2 separate regions of the Homo sapiens genome follow, and region 2 is linked to region 1. A link is an interaction called in ENCODE POLR2A ChIA-PET data of the cell type or tissue named here. Cell type or tissue: B cell. All regions are shown on one strand. Links, peaks and the distances in the headings refer to the core of each region. The heading gives the core; the rest is flanking DNA. Region 1 overlaps YJU2 (YJU2 splicing factor homolog). Region 2 overlaps SH3GL1 (SH3 domain containing GRB2 like 1, endophilin A2).

Region 1 (9,949 bases), core at 1,939-9,938:
CTGTCGCAAAAAAAAAAAAATATATATATATATATATATATATATGTACACACACATATACATATATATACATACACATATATATATAAAACAGATTTTTAAATGACTGTGTTCCCTGCTGTCCCCTCCTGCTTCCATATTTCCCATCCATTCTTATCTATTCCTGGACCCACCCACCCCTGCCAAATGTGAGTTTTCTGAGCAAGCCACATCAGACCAGATACAACATTTTCCATGGCCATGCAGAGCAACAGGGAGGGAAATGAGCCTTGGCAAGGGTTTGGTGTGTGCCTGGGCCTGTCGCACTGCTGTCTGTGTGTGAATTTAGTTACCTCCACACTGACAGCAAGGGGCTCTTACCCTGGTGTTAGTCAGCTATTGCTACATAACAGGTTATCCCAAAACTTAGTGACTGAAAACAACAAACATTTATTATCCCACAGTTTTTGAGAGTCAGGCATCCAGAAGCAGCTGAGCTGGATGGTTGTGGCTTGGGGGCTCCCATGAGGTTGCAGTCAAGGTGTTGGCCAGGGCAGTATCATCTGAAGGCTGGACTGGGGCTGGAGGAGCCACTCGCAAACTGGCTCCCTCTACTGGCTGTTGGCTGTCAGCCTCAGTTCCTCGCTGTGTGGGGAGCTGCTTGAGCAACCTCACAACATGGCAGCTGCGTACCCCAGAGCATGTGACCCAAGAGTGAGAGCAAGGAGGAAGGCCTGTGCTTTTACATCCTAGTCTCAGAAGTTACGTGCCATTATTTCTGTCATATTCCATTAGAGCAAGTAGCTTGTCCAGCCCCTGCTCAAGGGGAGGGGAGTCACCTCCACCCCTTAAATGGAGGAGCATCAGAGAGTTTGTGGACATACTTTTAAACTGTCAGAATTGCCATTTTTCCAAAGGGTAAATACAACAAGGTCACAGCACTGGGAAGCAGCCAGGCAGGATTCACTCCCAACCTGCCTGGCTCCAAAGCCACTTCTCAGGGACCCGTGGCCACCAGACTCGCCTCCCTCAGCCTCAGTTTCCGTTTCTGTAAAATGGGGGTTGTGAGGATTAAATGAGATGGCATATGGAAACCTCTTAGCCCAGGGCCCGGTGTACAGTAGGTGCTCAGGTTGTCTTTTACAATTTTTCCTTAATATTATTATTTTTGAGATAGAGTCTCGCTCTGTCACCCAAGCTGGAATGCATTGGCACGATCTGAGCTCAGTCAACCTCTGCCTCCTGGGTTCAAGTGATTCTCCTGCCTCAGCCTCCCAAGTAGCTGGGATTACAGGTGTGTGCCACCACGCCTGGATAATTTTTGTATTTTTATTATTTATTTATTTTTTTGAGATGGAGTCTCACTCTGTCACCCAGGTTGGAGTCCAGTGGTGCAATCTTGGTTCACTGCAACCTCTGCCTCCCGGGTTCAAGCAATTCTCCTGCCTCAGCCTCCCAAGTAGCTGGGATTACAGGCACATGCCACTACGCCCAGCTACTTTTTGTATTTTTAGTAGAGATGGGGTTTCGTCATGTTGGCCAGGCTGGTCTTGAACTCCTGACCTCAAGTGATCTGTCTGCCTCGGCCTCCCAAAGTGCTGGGATTACAGGCGTGACCCATAACACCCAGCCTGTATTTTTAGTAGAGACAGGGTTTCACCATGTTGGCCAGGCTGGTCTCGAACTCCTGATCTCAGGTGATCCGCCCGCTCCGGCCTCCCAAAATGCTGGGATTACAGACGTGAGCCACTGTGCCTGGCCAAATTTTTCCTTATTATTCTTACTGAAAGATGGCACCAGGCCAGAAATCCAGGCCACCTGGGTCCAGAGCCAGCCTCTTTCCACCCCACCCTGCCCCAGGGCTCAGATCCCGGCTCCACCACTGCTCAGCCCCATGTGGTCACTTTCCCTCCCCAGACCTGAGTGTTCTCACCTGTGAAATGGACACAGCGCTGGGCATGGGCAGGGGGTTCCCTGAGCAGGATGGAAACGTGGGGGTAGGGGTTCCTCCCGTGGCCCGCAGTGGCCCCCGAGGCCAGACAGGGTTTGCCCCGTGGTGCGATCCCCATGCACTCAGCCCCGCCGCCCCGCGCCCGCCAGGTGCTGGAGAACCGGACCAAGGACTCCAAGCTGGAGATGGAGGTGCTGGAGAACCTCCAGGAGCTGAAAGACCTGAACCAGCGGCAGGCGCACGTGGACTTCGAGGCTATGCTGAGGCAGCACCGCCTGTCGGAGGAGGAGCGGCGGAGGCAGCAGCAGGAGGAGGACGAGCAGGAGACCGCGTGAGTCAGGGCCGGCCCAACCCAGCCCCACCTCGCAGCCTCTGCCCCGGCAGGCGCTGCCTCTGCCCCAGACCCTTTCCCCGCTCTCTGGAGTGTCGCCTTTGCAAGGACCCCTTTCCCACCGCCCATCTCACTTTCTCCCTTGTGGCGTCTCTCGAGGGGGTCCCAGGCCACTGCCGGGCACGGTGACTTAGCACGTGGTCGCCCGCATGGCTGCGGTTTGTCACAGCGAGAGGACACAGCAGATTCAGCAAAGGGGAAAGGCATGTGTGGTGTGTCGGGGGCCAGGCCTTCCAGATCCTCTCCTGGTGGAGCTTCGCAGGACGCGCCTCATCCCCTAGCACCAGCCTGGAGGACTCGAGAAAGGCGCCATCACTAGGGAAGCTCCTAGAGACCCAGCGTGGGGTTCCTATGGGGCCTGGTCCCACAGCCCCCGCTGCCTCACCCATGCCGGGATTCCAGACTCCAGAGGAAAGCAGGGGTCACGCATAAACCATGGTGTTTGCAGGAACAGCTGAAGCCCCAGAGCCCGTCCCATCCATGAGGGTGGGAGGCCCCCAGCACAGGCTCCCGGACACCCACCAAGGGACGCCCTCACCAGCCGCCTTCTGAGGACACAGCCTCAGGCCTCCTGGGTGAACACTTTTCTTTTTTTTTTTTTTTTTTTTTTTTTTTTTGAGACGGAGTCTCCCTCTGCTGCCCAGGCTGGAGGGCAGTGGCGCCATCTCGCTCACTGCAAGCTCCGCCTCCCGGGTTCATGCCATTCTGCCTCAGCCTCCCGAGTAGCTGGGATTAGAGGCATCCGCCACCAAGCCCGGCTAATTTTTTGTAATTTTTAGTAGAGATGGGGTTTCACCGTGTTAGCCAGGATGGTCTCGATCTCCTGACCTCGTGATCCGCCCGCCTCGGCCTCCCAAAGTGCTGGGATTGCAGGCGTGAGCCACCGCGCCCGGACGACGCTTTTCTTTTTCTTTGAGACGGGGTTTTGCTCTGCCGCCCAGGCTGGAGTGCAGTAGTGCAGTCATAGCTCACTGTAGCCTCCATCTCCCGGGCTCAAGCGTTCCTCCTGCCTCAGCCTTCTGGGTAGCTGGGACCACAGGGACACATCACCATGCCCAGCTAATTGTTTTTATTTCTGTAGAGACAGGACCTCGCTATGTTGGACAGGCTGGTTTTGAACTCCTGGCCTCAAGCGATCCTCCCACCTTAGTCTCCTGAAGTGCTGGATGACACGTGTGAGCCCCTGTGGTTGGCTGGTGAATGCCTTTGACGCCGACCACCTCTGAGCCCGCGTGCTGATCCCCTCCTTTCCTGGTGCCTCATCTCCCCTCCCTCCTTTAGAATCTGAGCTGTAAGGACAGGGACGTGGTGGCCTCTCCTGTGTCCCCAGGGCTTCCAGCAGGTAGGTTCTGGTAGGTTCCACGTCAGTGCCTGATGGGTGTGCAGAGCAGCGATACCGTGCAGAACAGTGTTGGGAGCCTGCGTTCATCCTGCACCTTCCGGGTGCCGGGCGTGGCTGTAACCTCACTACCCACACAGCCCTGGGGGTCAGTGTGATCTTCATCATGGAGGGGACTGAGGTCCAGGGAGGTCCAGGCATGAGCCCCACCAAGGTTACCCTCCAGGCTCCATCCAGACAGGCTGGTTCCGGCATCCAGGCACTTAACCACACCACTGCCCTCGGTGGACACGGAAAAGTTAATGTAAAAAAGTAGAAGGGGCCGGGCGCAGGGTCTCCTGCCTGCCATCCTGCACTGTGGGAGGCTGAGGCGGGCGGATCACCTGAGGTCAGCAGTTCGAGACCAGCCTGGCCAACATGGCGAAACCCCATCTGTACTAAAAATACAAAAACAAATTAGCTGGGCGTGGTGGCAGATGCCTGTAATTCCAGCTGCTCCAGAGGCTGAGACAGGAGAATTGCCTGAACCCGGGAGGCAGAGGTTATAGTGAGCCGAGATGGTGCCACTGAACTCCAGCCTGGGCGACAGAGCAAGATTCCTCCTAAAAAAAATGAAAATTAAAAAGTAGACTAGGTGCGGTCGGTGGCTCACGCCCGTAATCCCAGCACTTTGGGAGGCTGAAGTGGGCGTATCACCTGAGGTCAGGAGTTCGAGACCAGCCTGGCCAAGATGGTGAAACCCCGTCTCTACTAAAACTACAGAAATTAGCTGGACATGGTGGTATGTGCCTGTAGTCCTAGCTAACATTTTTAATTTTTTTAGAGACGGGGTCTCGCTATGTTGCCCAGGCTGGTCTCTAACCCCTGGCTCAAGCGATCCTCCCGTCTCAGCGTCCCAAAGAGCTGGGATGACAGGCATGAGCCACTGCATCTGGCCCCTTTAATCTGTTTTATGTTTAAATAGAGGAAGTGGTAACCACTGGGTTAAGGAAGTCCCAATGGGTGCTCTGCCCTCACGGAGCTCACTGTGTGGGGAGGGAGAGGGACAAGGAGACCAATACCCAGGACAACATCCATCTGGGTGAGAGAGAAGCCAGGATGCGTGAGCTTGAATTATGAGGATGAGCTTCTCAGAGGAAGAGCGTCTTGCATTGGGTATTGAAGGTCGAGTAGGAGTTCACCAAGCGAGTGCTTGGCAAAGGGGTCATCCCAGGTAAGGGGATGTAGGCCCCTGATTTTTAAAATCCTTTTTGCAGAGATGCGGTCTTGCTGTGTTGCCCAGGCTGGTCTCATGCTCCTGGCCTTAAGCATTTCTCCTGCCTTGGCCTCTAAAGGCACAGGGATTACAGACATCAGCCACCATGTCTGGCCCCAAGACATTTTTCTAAAAGACATTTTCTTTGAAGCTATATCCCCTGATTAGAGTTCTCACACTGTGGTTCTCACATAAACCACTCCCAGAATTAGAGACCGGCCTGGCCAAGATGGCGAAACCCCGCCTCTACTAAAAATACAAAAATTAGCTGGACACGGTGGTGCGTGCCTGTAGTCCTAGCTGCTCGGTAGGCTGAGGCTGGAGAATCGCTTGAACCCAGGAGGCGGAGGTTGCAGTGAGCCAAGATCACGCCACTGCACTCCAGCCTGGACAACAAAGACTCCATCTCAAAAAAGAAAAAAAAAATACAAAAATTAGCCGGGTGTGGTGGCAGGCACCTGTAATCCCAGGTACTTGGGAAGCTGAGGCAGGAGAATCGCTTCAACCTGGGAGGTGGGGGTTGCAGTGAGCCAAGATTGCGCCACTGCACTCCAGCCTGGGCAACAGAGCGAGACTCTGTCTCAAAAATAAAATGAAATAAAATTTAATAAGGCATAGGAACACGCCTGTGGACCCAGCTACTCAGGAAGCTGAGTGGGGAGGATCGCTTGAGCCCAGGAGGTTGAGGTTGCAGTGAGCTGTGATTGTGCCACTTCACCCTCCCTGAGTGACAGAGTGAGACCTTGTCTCTTAAAAAAAAAAAGTAATCTGTGCTCCCCCTACTCCCTCCCACCCCTGCTCACTGAGGGCAGGAAGAGGTCTCCAGGCACCCAGGCCCCTCGCCACCCCAGCAGGTACATCCCAGGCACTGTTCCCCAAACAGAGCACGTCCAAGTTCCCATCTTCCATCCCACAGGGCCCTGTTGGAGGAAGCCAGAAAGCGAAGACTGCTGGAGGACTCCGACTCAGAGGATGAGGCTGCTCCCTCGCCCCTGCAGCCAGCCCTTCGGCCCAACCCCACCGCCATCCTGGATGAGGTAAGTGGGGTGCCTGAGTCCTGGGGGCTCCCAGGTGAACTAGGGACAACTGAAGCCAGGGGTCAGCTTGACTTTTTCTTTTGTTTTTTGTTTTTGTTTTTTGAGACGGAGTCTCGCTCTGTCGCCTAGGCTGGAGTGCAGTGGCACGATCTTGGCTCACTGCAACCTCTGCCTCCCAGGTTCAAGCGATTCTCCTGCCTCAGCCTCCCGAGTAGCTGGGACTACAGGCACGCGCCACCAAGCCCAGCTAATTTTTTGTATTTTTAGTAGAGATGGGGTTTCACCATGTTGGGAAGGATGGTCTCAATCTCTTCACCTCGTGATCCGCCCGCCTAGGCCTCCCAAAGTGCTGGGATTACAGGCGTGAGCCACCATGCCCGACCAGAACTTGACTTTTTCTTAAAAGGCCAGTCTGCACCCTAACTCCTCCACCCTGTGGCTGTAGCCCAAAACACCCATGATCAGGTGTAAATAAGTGGGTGTTGCCTGGTGCCAATAAATCTTTATTTATAGGCGGGGTGCAGTGGCTCATGCCTGTAATCCCAGCATTTTGGGAGGCCAAGGCAGGAGGATCGCTTGAGGCCGGGAGTTTGAGACCAGCCTGGGCAACAAAGTGAGACCCCTTCTTTACAAAATTACAAAAATTAGTCATGGGTGGTGGTGCATGTCTGTGGTCCCAGCTGTTTGAGAGACTGAGGCAGGAGGACCGCTTGAGCCCAGAAGGTCAAGGCTGCAGTGAGCTGCATCAGTATGACCGAACTCCAGCCTGAGCAAGAGTGAGACCCTGTCTAAAATAAACAAATAAAAATTAAGGCTGAGTGCAGTGGCTCACGCTTGTAATCCCAGCTACTCAGAAGGCTGAGGCAGGAGAATCGCTTGAACCCGGGAGGCGGAGGTTGCAGCGAGCCGAGATCGTGCCACTGCACCCCAGCCTGGGTGACAGAATGAGACTCTGTCTCAAAAAAAAAAAAAAAAAAACTTAATTTACTAAAACTGGTGGCAGGCCTATGGGTCTGTAATTCGCCAACCCCTGTTTAAGCTGCCGAAAGAAGAGAATGTAAAGAAAGAACATAGAAATTTATTTCTCAGTCATAACAGCCCTGGGCTGACAGTCTAGGACTTCGGGCAGCTCTGCTCCTTGGAACCATTCAGGGACTCAGCCTCCTTCCTTCTGGAGCACGGCTTCCTGCGCTGTGGCCACAGCTGGCTCAGAGCACCTTCAGGGTCCGGCTGTGGGAAGGCAAAAAGTGTGTGGAGGACCACGCAGCCTCAGATGCGGCCCACCTCAGTTCTTCTCTCATGCCAGAGGCCACAGCATAGTCACAAGGCCCCATCTGGTGGCGAAGGAAACTGTGAGATGCATCCTCCAGCTGGTCCGTGCCTGGCTGTGCTGCCAACTAGAACGAAGGGAGGCCGGGCACCGTGGCTCAAAGTGCTGTAATCCCAGCACTTTGGGAGGCCGAGGCAGGCGGATCATCTGAGGTCAGGAGTTCGAGACCAGCCTGGCCAACATGGAGAAACCCTGTCTCTACTAAAAATACAAAAATTAGCTGGACATGGCGGTGCCTGCCTGTAATCCCAGTTACTCGGGAGGCTGAGGCAGGAGAATCACTTGAACCTGGGAGGCAGAGGTTGCAGTGAGCTGAGATTGTGCCATTGCCCTCCAGCCTGGGCAACAGAGTGAGACTCTATCTCAAAAAAAAAAAAAAAAAAAAGGAGGAAGGAGTTTTGGTGGATGACCAGCATTTTCCACCACAGCTGACTCATCCAAGGTGGCCTCAGCCACTCTGGTTTGTTCATTGAAGAAGGTGGTAAAAGTAGGGGCTCATAAACCAATAACACAGACACACAGAAACGATTGTTCTCGGCCGGGCGCGGTGGCTCACACCTGTAATCCCAGCACTTTGGGAGGCCAAGGCGGGTGGATCACGAGGTCAGGAGATCGAGATCATCCTATCTAACACGGTGAAACCCCATCTCTGCTAAAAATACAAAAAATTAGCCGGGCGTGGTGGCGGGCGCCTGTAGTCCCAGCTACTCAGGAGGCTGAGACAGGAGAATGGCGTGAACCCAGGAGGTGGAGCTTGCAGTGAGCCGAGATTGTGCCACTGCACTCCAGCCTGGGCGACAGAGCGAGACTCTGTCTCAAAAAAAAAAAAAAAAAAAAAAAAAGAAACGATTGTTCTTTCTTCCTTTTTTGTTTGTTTGTTTGACACAGGGTCTTACTCTGTTGCCCAGGCTGGAGTGCAGTAATGCAGTCCCAGCTCACTGCAGCCTGAACCTCCTAGGCTCAAGCAATCCTCCCACCTCAGTCTCCTGAGCAGCTGGGACCACAGGCACGCACCACCACGCCTGGCTAATTTTTCTTTTCTTTCTTTCTTTTTTTTTTTTTAGACAGTTTCACTCTTGTTGCCCAGGCTGGAGTGCAGTGGTGTGATCTTGGCTCACTGCAACCTTCGCCCCCCGGGTTCAAGCGATTCTACTGCCTCAGCCTCCCAAGTAGCTGGGATTACAGGCGCCTGCCACCATGCCCGGCTAATTTTTGTATTTTTAGTAGAGATGGCGTTTCACCATGTTGGCCAGGCTGATCTAGAACTCCTGACCTCAGGTGATTCACCTGACTCGGCCGCCCAAAGTGCTGGGATTACAGGCGTGAGCCACTGTGCCTGGCCCCTAATTTTTCAAATTCTTTTTGCAGAGATGCGGTCTTGCTGTGTTGCCCAGGCTGGTCTCACGCACCTGGCCTCAAGCAGTTCTCCCGCCAAGGCACAGGGATTACAGACATCAGCCACCATGTCTGGCCCCAAGACATTTTTCTAAAAGACATTTTCTTTGAAGCTGTGTCCTCTGATTAGAGTTCTCACACTGTGGTTCTCACATAAACCACTCCCAGAATTCATTGTCTACAACTTCCTCTCTTCTTTTCTTTTTTTTTTGAATGAATCAACAGAGTAAAGGTACTTTGAAAGCAGTCCAACCTTTTTTGATTTACTCCCTCAGTCTTGTGCCTCTACCTGATTTGATAGCAGGTGTTTTATTTGGTTTTAACGTGATTCACCTTCATCAAGACTTTTCAAACCTTCACCCTAACTTTTATAGGAAGGAATATCTCCACACTTGCGTTTTCTTGGTTTATTTTATTTTTATTTTAGAGATGAGGTCTTGCTCTGTCACCCAGGCTGGAGTGCAGTGACGCGATCACAGCTCGCTGCAGCCTCCAACTCCTGGGCTCAAATGATCCTCCCACCTCAGCCTCTCAAGTAGCTGGGACCCACAAGTGTGTAGTGTGTGCCACCACAGCCAGCTAATTTTTAATTTTCTTTTCTTTTTTTTTTTTTAGAGGCGAGTCTGTATGTTGTCTAGGCTGGTCTCAAACTCCTATCCTCAAGCAGTCCTCCCGCCTTGGCCTCCCAATCCTTAGTTTAGTTTAATGATGATGAGTACCACCTGTAGAAACAGGTTTGGGAACTAACCTAGGTAACTTTTTTTTTTTTGAGACGGTCTTGTTCTTTCGCCCAGGCTGGAGTGCAGTGGCACGGTCTCGGCTCACTGCAACCTCCGGCTCCCAGCCTGTAGCAATTGTCCTGCCTTAGCCTCCTGAGTAGCTGGGATTACAGGCGTGTGCTACCACACCTGGCTAGGTTTTGTATTTTCTTTTTATTAATAAAGAGACGGGGTTTCACCATGTTGACCAGGCTGGTCTCGAACTCTTGACCTCAAGTGGTCCACCCGCCTCGGCCTCCCAAAGTGTTGGGATTACAGGTGTGTGCCTCTGTGCCTGGCCATCTGTGCCTTTTGACTTCTTTTCCTCATTTTGACATCAGCCCAGAGCTACGACATTTTTTTTTTTTTTTTTCGAGACGGCGTCTCGCCCTGTCACCCAGGCTGGAGTGCAGTGGCACGATCTCGGCTCACTGCAACCTCTGCCTCCCAGGTTCAAGCGATTCTCCTGCCTCAGTCTCCCGAGTAGCTGGGATTACAGGCGTGTGCCACCAAG
Region 2 (9,949 bases), core at 833-8,832, 110 kb after region 1:
CTGTCCCTGCACCACTGGGGATCCTGCCTGCCTGAGACCCAGAGGGCAGTGCCGAGGCTGGAGGTGAGGGTGGCAGGAATGGGGCTGCCCCATCCGGCAGGGGGAAGGGACAGGCCCCAGGCTGGCGCAGGAGCAGCACCTGGATCTCCTTCAGGTCTTTCTCGCACAGGTTCTGGAGGGGGTCAATGAAGTTCTGCTTGACCTCGATGTCCAGGGAGTCCTTCACCTCTGCCAGGCGCTTCATGGACTCGCCGGCATCCAGCAATGCGTCACCTGTGGAGAAGTGGTGGGGGAAGCCATCATACCGGGCCTGGGACCACTAGACTGAGACACTCCTCAGCCTTTGTTTTTGAAATAGCGTTTCACAGGCTGGAACGCAGTGGCGCTGTACCAGCTCACTGCAGGCCTCAAACTGGGCTCAAGCCATGCTGGCACCTCAGCCTCCCAAGTAGCCGGGACCACAGGCGTTCACCCCCACACCTGGATCCTTTCCAACTTCTTTGAGATGAAGTCTCGCTGTTGCCCAGGCTGCAGTGCAGTGGCATGATCTCAGCTCACTGCAACCTCTGCCTCCCAGGTTCAAGCAATTCTCCTGTCTCAGCCTCCTGAGTAAGGGGGATTACAGGGGCCTGCCACCACATCCAGCTAATTTTTGTATTTTTAATAGAGACGGGGTTTCACCATATAGACCACACCGGTCTCGAACTCCTGACCTTGTGATCCGCCCGCCTCGGCCTCCCAAAGTGTTGGGATTACAGGCGTGAGCCACCGCACCCGGTTTTTGTTTTGTTTTGTTTTGTTTTGTTTTTTCATAGTCTCGGCTCACTGCAACCTCCACCTCCTGGGTTCAAGTGATTCTCCTGCCTCAGCCTCCCGAGTAGCTGGGGTTACAGGCATGCACTACCACACCCGGCTAATTGTGTGTGTGTGTGTGTGTGTGTGTGTGTGTGTATATATATATATATATATTTTTTTTTTTTTAGTAGAAGCGGGGTGGGGTTTCTCCATATTGGTCTTGCTGGTCTCGAATTCCCGATCTCAGGTGATCCACCTGCCTTGGCCTCCCAAAGTGTTGGGATTACAGGCATGAGCCACCACACTTGGCCCCATCCCAACTTCTAACAGCCCCCCAACACTCTAAGCCCAGGGCCCGGAAATTGGAACTCAGGGCAAAACAAAGGATCCTAAAATCCGAATCGATGCTGGACGTTAAACCAGACCCTCCAATGCTCCTAAAAGGGCCTAGGTTTGCCCTTAACAGGTGGAAGGACAGATGCTGGGGGGTCCAGGCCCTGGGGAAGCAGCTGGCTTGAGTTGGGGAAGGTCTGGAGCTACAGGAAGGGGCCCTATCAGCTGCTGGCCAGTGCTGGATGGGTTGGTCTGTGCAGTCTCCTGCACCTCTGCAGCTGGAAAGCTGTGGGGGCCACTGTACGTCCCCGGCACTCAGCACATGCAGGGCCTGGACCTGCCCTGCCTGTGTTGAGGTGTGGCCTCCAGGGACGGTGGGCGTGGCTTCCAGAGAGCACCACTCACCAAAGTTGGACTCGCCGCCCAGCTCCTTCCCGTGGCGGATCATGCACTCGCCCAGAAGCCCCTCCGACTGCGGGTAGCCGGGGTTCTTCACCTGGCCCCGGATCTTGGACACCGTGTTGAGCATGGTCAGCTTAGCCCGCGAGGCTGGGATAGGATGGCCAGGTGGGTGTGGGCTGTGAGGCCTGCACTCCTCTGCCCTGGCAGACTGCAGCCCCCACATCTCCTCCCCACCCTTGCTTCCTGTGCCTGTGGACAGCCTAGGCCACACAAAGCACAGTGGAATCCCCAGAGGGTCCCTTCCCTGCTCCTGCTAGCCTCAAAGGAGCTGGCAGCGGGTGGAGAGGTGACCAAGCTCCTCAGGGGGCAAAACCTCCTCCTTCCAAGGGCTGCTCCTCTTGGAACGTGGCTATGACCCCTCATCTGGGGGGTGCCAGGGAGGAGGCGCAGCAGTGATGTGCAGCGGGGGGTGGTTGAGGCCAAGGCTCCCGGGGTGGGTGATGAGCTGTGTCCCTTCCGCTGCCCGCTTGGGTCTGCTCCTGGCAGGGCCTGAGTGGACACTGCTGGGTGTGCGTCTGCCCCCTGTCCGTGGCCTCCTATGGAGCCAGCATTTGGGTTTTCCTTGGGGAAAAGCCCGTCTCTCAGCCAGGGAGACCCAGTCCCAAGCCCAAGAGGTGAAGTCCAGGCCAGGGGCACTGGGGAGGGGCGGCCAATACAAATGGATCCCACAAGTAAGCTGGGGGAGAGGCTCCCTGCCAGGACTGCTGGCTGGAAGAGGGGTTGAAGGCTGGGACGGCCCTGAGGAACCAGTCGGCATGAGAGTGAAGCCAACAGAGGGGCTGAGCTGCTGGTTGAGGTGGAAAGGCAGCATGCAGCACCAAGGATGGCCTCTGCACTCCGGGATCCAGCTGTGCCTGAAGCCCACAACCCATGAGCCTGGCGGTTCTGTCATCCCCTGCCTTCCCTCTGACACAGAGGCCAGAGGGCCTGGGGCAGGCCCTGGCAGTGGCTGGAGCACCCACCTGGGTTGGGCTGCAGGTACTCGATGGTCCTGGCCAGCACTTCTGTCACCGCCTTGCTGGTGACATCCACCTTCTGTGAAGAGAAGCAGCATATAAGACTCCACAGCCAGTGGGGGCCCAAGGCACACAAGACCCCCGCTGCTGCACCGCCTCCTGCCCTAAGAGCCCATACCAGGACCCCCCAACCCCCTCTCCATGTCTTCAGCTCAGCCATGTCCCCACAGCTGCCTGCCCACGGCAGGGGAGAGAGCTGGTGCCCGTCAAGTCCAGCTGACGAGGCCCCCACACCACCCCATCTCTCCACACCTGCCGGGCCCCATCACTCCAGACCCAGGCCCATCAAGGTTGGCCGCCTCCACTATGCCCGGCAGAGGTCAGGCCCCAGCAGTGCCACCACCACACAGAGCACGCAGTTTCTTCCTCACCTTCTCCATCTCTTTGAAGTCATCATCCAGCTTGGTCCCCTCGGCCCCTCCGACCTTCTCACTGACCAGCTAGAGGACAGAAGAGGGGAAACGCTGTGAGCCCAGGGGTAGGAGGAAGAAGAGGACAGGAGGCCCTGAGCCGCCTTCCAGCCACATCGCATCCACAGCTGGAGGCAGGAGGCCAAGTGATCAGGACACACACCTCAGGCACTGCCGTGGGCACCCCAGGGCCACACGCTGCCTGCAGAGCAGGGTGGGCCTGCAGGGGGAGGGGGAGGGTGGGGGTGGCCTGCCCACCTGTGTGTGTCCCGACTGCCACTCACATACCCACTGGGGACCCTGCCACAGTAGGCCCCATCTGGGCCACGGTGGAGTCCAGAGCCTCAGCCTGAGAACACATGGCTCAGAAGACACTGCTTCCAGAAGCGCCTACACAAACATCCCCACAGATAGCAATGTGGGGATCTGCCCCCATCCTTGAGTATGTGGGGTCTACTTAAAAAAAAAAATCCTGCCAGCTTGGCTGGGAGAGGCAGCAGGAGCTGACAGTTACGAGAAGAGGTGCAGGCAGCCGGGCAGGGAGGCCGCCATTCTCCTGTGCTCTGGTGCCCGTGTCTGCAGGATGGGACAGCCCAGCCCTTGCCCCATGTGGACACTGAGTTTCACAAGGCAGTCAACACAGGCCTGGCACACCTTGGTCCTCACGGCTCTCAGCTACGGTGAAAGCGATGACAATGACAGGCACTTACAGCGTCTTTCCTCGTGTGGTGGGAAGGCAGAAGCAAGCACTGAATTCCCAAACCACTCCCTCTGACAGCGCCTGGGATGCGAAAAACAGCCCTGAAATGTCCCATGGAACATGGCGGGAACCACTGAACCCCAGCACCGCTGTCTGAGCACAGGCGTTGCTTTCTTCACCCCACGTATCCCATGTGTGCCTGGCGCCAAGGGATGCCGCACAGAGTGAGGATGGACAGTGTGAGGCCCTTCCCAGCACACAGCGCTTCATGAAGAGCCGAGTGGCTGCCAGGCCCTGCCACAAATGGAGGCTCCCAGAGGGAGGCCGCCTGAGGTCACAAGCTTGGCCCTGCCCTCTGGGGGCCAAGTGTCACAGGGTGTGCCATCTCTGAAGTCATCGGCAAATTTAACATCCCGGGTCTGATCACTTGTGTGAAGACGTGCACACACGGCCTGGGCAGGAGAGTGAGGTGTTGCGTGCCGTGGGCCATGGCCTGTGCCCCTGGTGCTCCCCAGGTCTGATTGGTGCTTGCCTGCCCCGAGCTGTCACAAGACGTGGCCAAGGGATGCCATGAGGGTCCGTGTGGTGCCACACTGCGTTGGCTGTGTGGGGCTGGGGGGTGTCCAGCAGGGCAGTCAGGAGTTTAGGACCCAGCCTGGGAGGAAGTGACCCAAGAGCAGGAAGTGCGGGGGCAGGAGAAGCTTGAGCCTGGGGCTCTGCCCACGCCAGGCACCTGGTGTACCCTCTAGCCCATGCCTGGAGGTCACAGCCCAAGGCACCATGAGTGCAAATGCCCCCAACCCCAAGTTCTGCAAAAGGTAGCCTGCCCGGAGTACACGGCTGGTCTTGTGTCCTGGCAACCTGCCCAAAAAGACACCAGCCCCTTTGCCAAGGAATTCCTGGCCCTCCTCCAAGGCTTGGCTCTGGAAGCCCCCACACCACGGGACTGTCCTCACCCACGCATCGGGACCCTTTCTGTCCACCTGCCTTCATGTGCGGGGTGTGCCGGGCATTCAGTGAGCACAGGCCCCATGCCTCTGACCCCTGTCCCTTTCCTGCCTGTGGGTTGGTGGCTCTCAACTCAGCCACACAGCACCTTGGAAGCTTCTTAAAAATCCCCTCGTTGGCCGGGCGCGGTGACTCATGCCTGTAATCCCAGCACTTTGGGAGGCTGAGGCAGGCGGATCATGAGGTCAGGAGATCGAGACCATCCTGGCTAACACAGTGAAACCCCGTCTCTACTAAAAATACAAAAAAATTAGCCGGGCCTGATGGCGGGTGCCTGTAGTCCCAGCTACTCGGGAGGCTGAGGTAGGAGAATGGTGTGAACCCGGGAGGTGGAGCTTGCAGTCAGCAGAGATCCAGCCACTGCACTCCAGCCTAGGCGACAGAGCAAGACTCCATCTCAAAAGAAAGAAGAAAGAAAAAAAAAATCACCTCGTCACACCCACCGCGGGAGGGCTGACTCTGGCACAGGTGAGAAGCAGGAACTGTCCCTTGCGGGGCAGGAGAGTGGGGCTGCCCTCCATTTCTGCTGAAGGCATTAGGAGGAAGGAGCCCCCCCTCCCTAGGTGTTTTTGGGGCGTTCCACTCTATTTCCTGGGACAGTTTCACTTCTTTTGATTGTGGCGAGAGAGGGCGTGCTCAGAGCCAGCGGCTGCCGGAGAGGGAAATGAGTGGCTGATGTGAGACTGGACTCTTCTGGGAAGCCGGGAGGAGAACTGAAGCCAGCGGGCTGCGAAACCACACCTTCTGGGCGGAGGCCACCCCGGCCCCACGACCTGCCCAGGCAGGACCCAGTGTGCAGGCTGGCAGGAGTGGCTCCGTCAGGGCCCTTCCCCAGCCCCCTGCCTCTCACAGGGCAGGAGGAGAGGCCCTACCGGCGAGGACCACATCCTGCCTCTGAGGGGAGGGGCTGGGGACCCGCCACGGTACCAAAGACCCACCTGGTGGCCTCTGGCTCTGGCCCTGGCCCCACCTGCCCATCTCACCTGGGAATCCAGGACCCTGCCTTCCTGAGCCCCAGGACGACTTCCTGAACCCCCACAACCGCCTGACTCCTCGCACCCCTGACACCCGGGAGGCTGTGCCCTAACTACCCGGGTCCCTCTGCTCAGCTCCAGCCAAGTCCCTTGTGGTGACTGATGGTCCCCCACGGGCCAGGCACTGGGCAGGGGACACAACCCTGTAAGGCCCCTTCTCTCCAAGGCTTATGGGCTAGAAACCAGCACAGATGGACACAGGGATGAGCAGCCACAAGGGAAACACGGGAAAAGCAAGGCAGCCGGGCCACGTGCAGCGCCGGCCGCAAGCGCGGAAACCAAGCGTGGGCTCCTGCCCGCTGGGGCCCTACTCACTGCGGTCTCCACACCAGCACACTGCTGAGCACGGAGGGGACCGAGAGTCTGCGGCAGAGCTGGGCGCCACGGGGAGGCTCACCAGAGGGCGCCTCTGGGCTCGCTGTCAGGAGCGAGTGTTCCTAACCCTGGTGCCATCTGCCAGGCAAGAGCTGCCTGTTGTGGGGCAGCCAGCCCCAATGCCCCCGCATCAGAGACCCTACCGGTGGGGAGGGAGGACTGAGGCCATGGTCCCAGCAGTCCATTCCTGCCGAGGGAGACTCTGCAGGCTGGCTGTAGCCCTGACTAGTGCAGCGGACTCAGCAGTGGCAATGACAGCTCCGCACTCGAGTCCATCCCATACCCACAAGGCTCGCCTCCTGTTCCCACCCCGCATGGCAGGAAACGGAGGAAAATAATGGGGCCACTCAGTAGCCAGGGACCCAACAGGGCTCAGGGGTGAGACCACCCTCCGCTGACTGAACCTGCATCAGGGTGGCAGGGTGGGTGGGGGCCCCCTCCCCACTCTCCCACAGGGCCCCACCTGGACGGGGTCAGAGTACCAGCTGCAAACCCCGAGTGACCAACCGCAGGCCCCACAAGGGCTGCCATCCTGAGAGCAACACCAGCGCCTTCTCTCCCCATGCCTGGAACAAACAGGCCGAGCCCAAGAGGGAACAGTCTCCAAGACTCTGCCCCTGCTTCAGATGCCGGCTGGCCTCCCACAGAGGCTGTGACATGTCCCCGCCTGGAGCAGGGAGAAGTGAGGTTTGGCCAACCCTGCCAGGCGAGGACCAGGGCTGAGAAGTCACTATGGGAGAGGCCCCGGCTCAGTCAGGCCTGGCAGTGGCCTCTGGGAAGGATCCCACTGTTGCCTGCCGGACACTTCCCCAGGGTTTGGCAAGACTGGCTTGTGGTCTTTCAGATCTTTGCCCAGAGATGCCCAGCGGAGACCTGCCCACTCTATGCTCACGCATCCCACCTGCACCCGCCACCTGCATGCCGCATGGATTTTCTGCCTGACCCTGTACTCTGTCACCTGTGAGCCAGGCACCTGGGAAACGAGCAAGCTGGACACGAAGATGGGGTTTTGCCCCAGAGCATGGGACTCTTGTCCCCCTGGGAGAAGGGGGCTATTCCTTTGAAGCCTGGCATTCATTAGAGTTTAGACCTTTGGCTCTCTTTGGAGGGGAGCAAGGGATGTGACACACAGAACAGAGAATACAAGGTGGAAAAATACAGAAATGAACTGTGAAGACACTGTGGACTGAGAGTCAGGACAGGGCTACCGTAGGCAGGAGAATCCCAGGTTTTACCCAGAGGGGTGTGGGCAGCTGCCCTGTGCCCGGCAGGCACAGCTGTGGTGGCCACTTGGCAGGAGCAGGAGGAAAATTCCGAATCCTGCCGAGTGGAGCTGGCTGCTGCCGATGGGCGGCCTTGGGATTTAAACATCTCAGCGGGGAAACCTGATCCACACAGCACGGAACACAAATGCCCGTCTCGGGCTTGGTGCCCCAGCAGACTATCTGCTCTGATGAATTCACAGGGTTTTGTTTTTTTTTCTCTTTTAAAGAAGAAAGCCAGCGTGGGGGAGGGCAAGGGAGGGCTGCTGTGGCCCAGCCTGCAGGGATGCGCCACATTTGCCCGCAGAGGGGTCGGCCCCAGGGTCCTCAGGTCTCACTGGCAGTCATGCTGTGGTGCTTGGTAATTTCCAGGTTCACAGCAGAGTTCACGGGTCCTCCCTCGGCTGGGGAGCGGGTCTCTGGCTGGTGTCTGCCTGCCCGTCGGCATCGGTGGTGCTGTGGTGCTGCACGCTGTGCTACAGAGCCATCTCCGCGTCCCTCCCTGCAGTCCTCCTCAGCGGAATCTGTGAGCGCACAGACCACAGGGGCCTCGCCCAGTGCCAGGCACAGAGCGGAGAAATGGCAGGTGGGCACGGCTGGTCAACCGCAGCGAATACCTGTGACAAGGCCTCATCTTTTTTTTTCTTTTTAAAGAGGCAGGGGTCTCACTATGTTGCCCAGGCTGGTCTCAAACTCGGCCTCAAGCAATCCTACCTCAGCCTTCCAAGTGCCAAAACTACAGGCATGACACAGTGTGCCTGGCCAAGGCCATACATTTACAGGACTAGGGGACAACAGCCCCAGGACAAAGCATGGGTTGGGGAGCTGGGGACCATAGGAGGGGGTCCAGGCCCAGCCACCTGCAGGACCAGGGACAGGGCAGGCAGGACACACGGAACAAGGGCCACTATTCACAGTCCCATGTGCCAGCCCCCATGCTAGGCACTCTGTGCCCGGCCCCCAACGTCACAGAGGAGGAAGCTGAAGGGGACGTGGAGGAGGCGAGTGCTCAGCCCCTCCTCACAGTGGGCGCAGTTCTAACACTGCAGCTGTGTTCAAGGCCTGGTCAGCCATGGAAAGGGGCAAAGCCAGGGTAAGGCCTGCAGAAGCAGCAGAGTCCTTATCAGACCTCTGTGCAAAACAGCTGGAATACAGGGTCGGGGTGGAGGCCCCAGGGAGGGACGTAAGGATCCCTGTGGTGTAGAAAAAGCCCTGACGTGGGAAGAGGGCAGGGGCAAAGGATGTAGGGATGTATCATATCCGTGTGTCTCTGAACCCCTTTCCATCTGCAACGCCCTTCCCTGCTGGCCCAACACCTGGGAGCCACTGCCCAACACACATGGCCACCTCGAGTCCATCACAGCTTCTTTCCCATGAGTCAAAAAGTCGAAGACGCGCACAGCCTGGAGGCGGCCTGCTGCCCAGCGACACAGGAAGCCACTGGCCTTCGTGTCCCCTTTTCCATGTGGGCTCCCAGGCTCCTGGCTTGCTGATGTGTCTGTCTGTCCTTCCTGGAAACCTTCAGTGGCCCCAGTGGCATGGGGACTCTCCAGACCTGAGGCCCTTGCGTGCTGACTATGAAAGCTCGCCTATCTACAGGGGCGGCGCTGGCTGCAGGCAGCTCTGAGCTTTCCTGTGACAGTAAGTGCCTGGCATGGGTGGGGTTGTGGCCCCTGGGCTCCTGGTCTGGGAGCCTGCAGGGCATCCGCAGGTGAAAAGCAGGAGTAGTCATTCCTGCACATGCTCAGGGATGAGGCCAGGAGGGGGAGGGAGAGGAGCAGTGGGAGGGGGGGCCACAGGAGCACCACAGGTGCCAAGTGACCCTCACAGGTGCCAGGTGATCCTCATGGCCCGGCGGCGAGGAATCAGACGGCAGAAACCCACTCCCCAGCCCAAGGGAAGATGGAGGGAGCCTCTGCCTTGGGGCTGACTGGGTCATCACCCACTGTGTGTGATGCACGGAGGGAAGGGTCCCGACAGCCGGGGCTCCCCTCAGCATCTGGGAGTTCTGAGAGCCCTGGATTTGCCACTGTCCTTCGAGCCTCCAGCCTCTCAGTAGAGATCTCCCCTCCTGTCCATCAAGGCTGAATGGTTTTTAAAAAGCAGCCTTTGGGAACGGAGGCACTGAAAACAATGAATCAAGACAAAGTTTCTGAAATTATTTTCTCACGGAAACCCCAAACCAGACGCTGCCACCATGGCCAGATTGGGCACCCGGGGACAGCCACAGACCCACCTCTGTGGCGGGTCAGGCGCTCCTCTGGGAACCAAGCTCTGGCAGCAAAAGGACAGTGGCTCTGGAAGCCCCAGGCGTCCTCTCAGCCAAAGGGGCAGTCCCTTGGGCCTGGGCTGGCAACCGAGATACCGGCTCTGGACTGGAACCAGAATGGGCTCTGCCTCAGACCAGGCCACAGAGGGCCCCCTGAGAGCCCGGCTTCCCCACGGCCCCCAGGCTGTGGGGACAGGCCTGCCACAGACTTCCTGGCCAGAGGTGTGGCTGGGTGCCATGGTAGGGAAAGACAGCCAGACATTGGGGGCCATGGTGCGGCCCGGC

Evidence for each region. Peaks named below come from ENCODE experiments on the same cell type or tissue, not always from the same donor. Only the 100,000 strongest peaks of a DNase experiment are listed, where the experiment ranks them.
Region 2: POLR2A ChIA-PET joins it to region 1 with 10 read pairs; 17 of 35 experiments call an interaction of 5 or more read pairs at or near these places.

The regions. Positions count from the first base shown.
Region 1 is chr19:4,256,163-4,266,111 of GRCh38, forward strand. It overlaps YJU2 (YJU2 splicing factor homolog), which reads left to right. Exons shown (of 8, transcript NM_018074.6): 5 at 2,080-2,261; 6 at 5,832-5,952. Among named protein-coding and RNA genes, the nearest start is that of YJU2, 14 kb to the left of the region's middle. In B cell, for the core only: no CTCF peak of the experiment used is centred there; no DNase peak of the experiment used is centred there.
Region 2 is chr19:4,363,949-4,373,897 of GRCh38, forward strand. SH3GL1 (SH3 domain containing GRB2 like 1, endophilin A2) reads right to left here. Exons shown (of 10, transcript NM_003025.4): 2 at 2,978-3,046; 3 at 2,553-2,625; 4 at 1,534-1,677; 5 at 140-273. Among named protein-coding and RNA genes, the nearest start is that of MPND, 25 kb to the left of the region's middle. RefSeq lists enhancers at 1,974-2,895, 5,044-5,993, 5,352-5,541, 5,994-6,941, 8,486-9,219 and 1 more. In B cell, for the core only: a CTCF peak has its summit at 6,166 (motif pointing right); DNase peaks (open chromatin) are centred at 3,073, 4,273, 5,313, 6,013 and 3 weaker places; H3K4me3 peaks cover 1,958 bases; H3K27ac peaks cover 5,223 bases.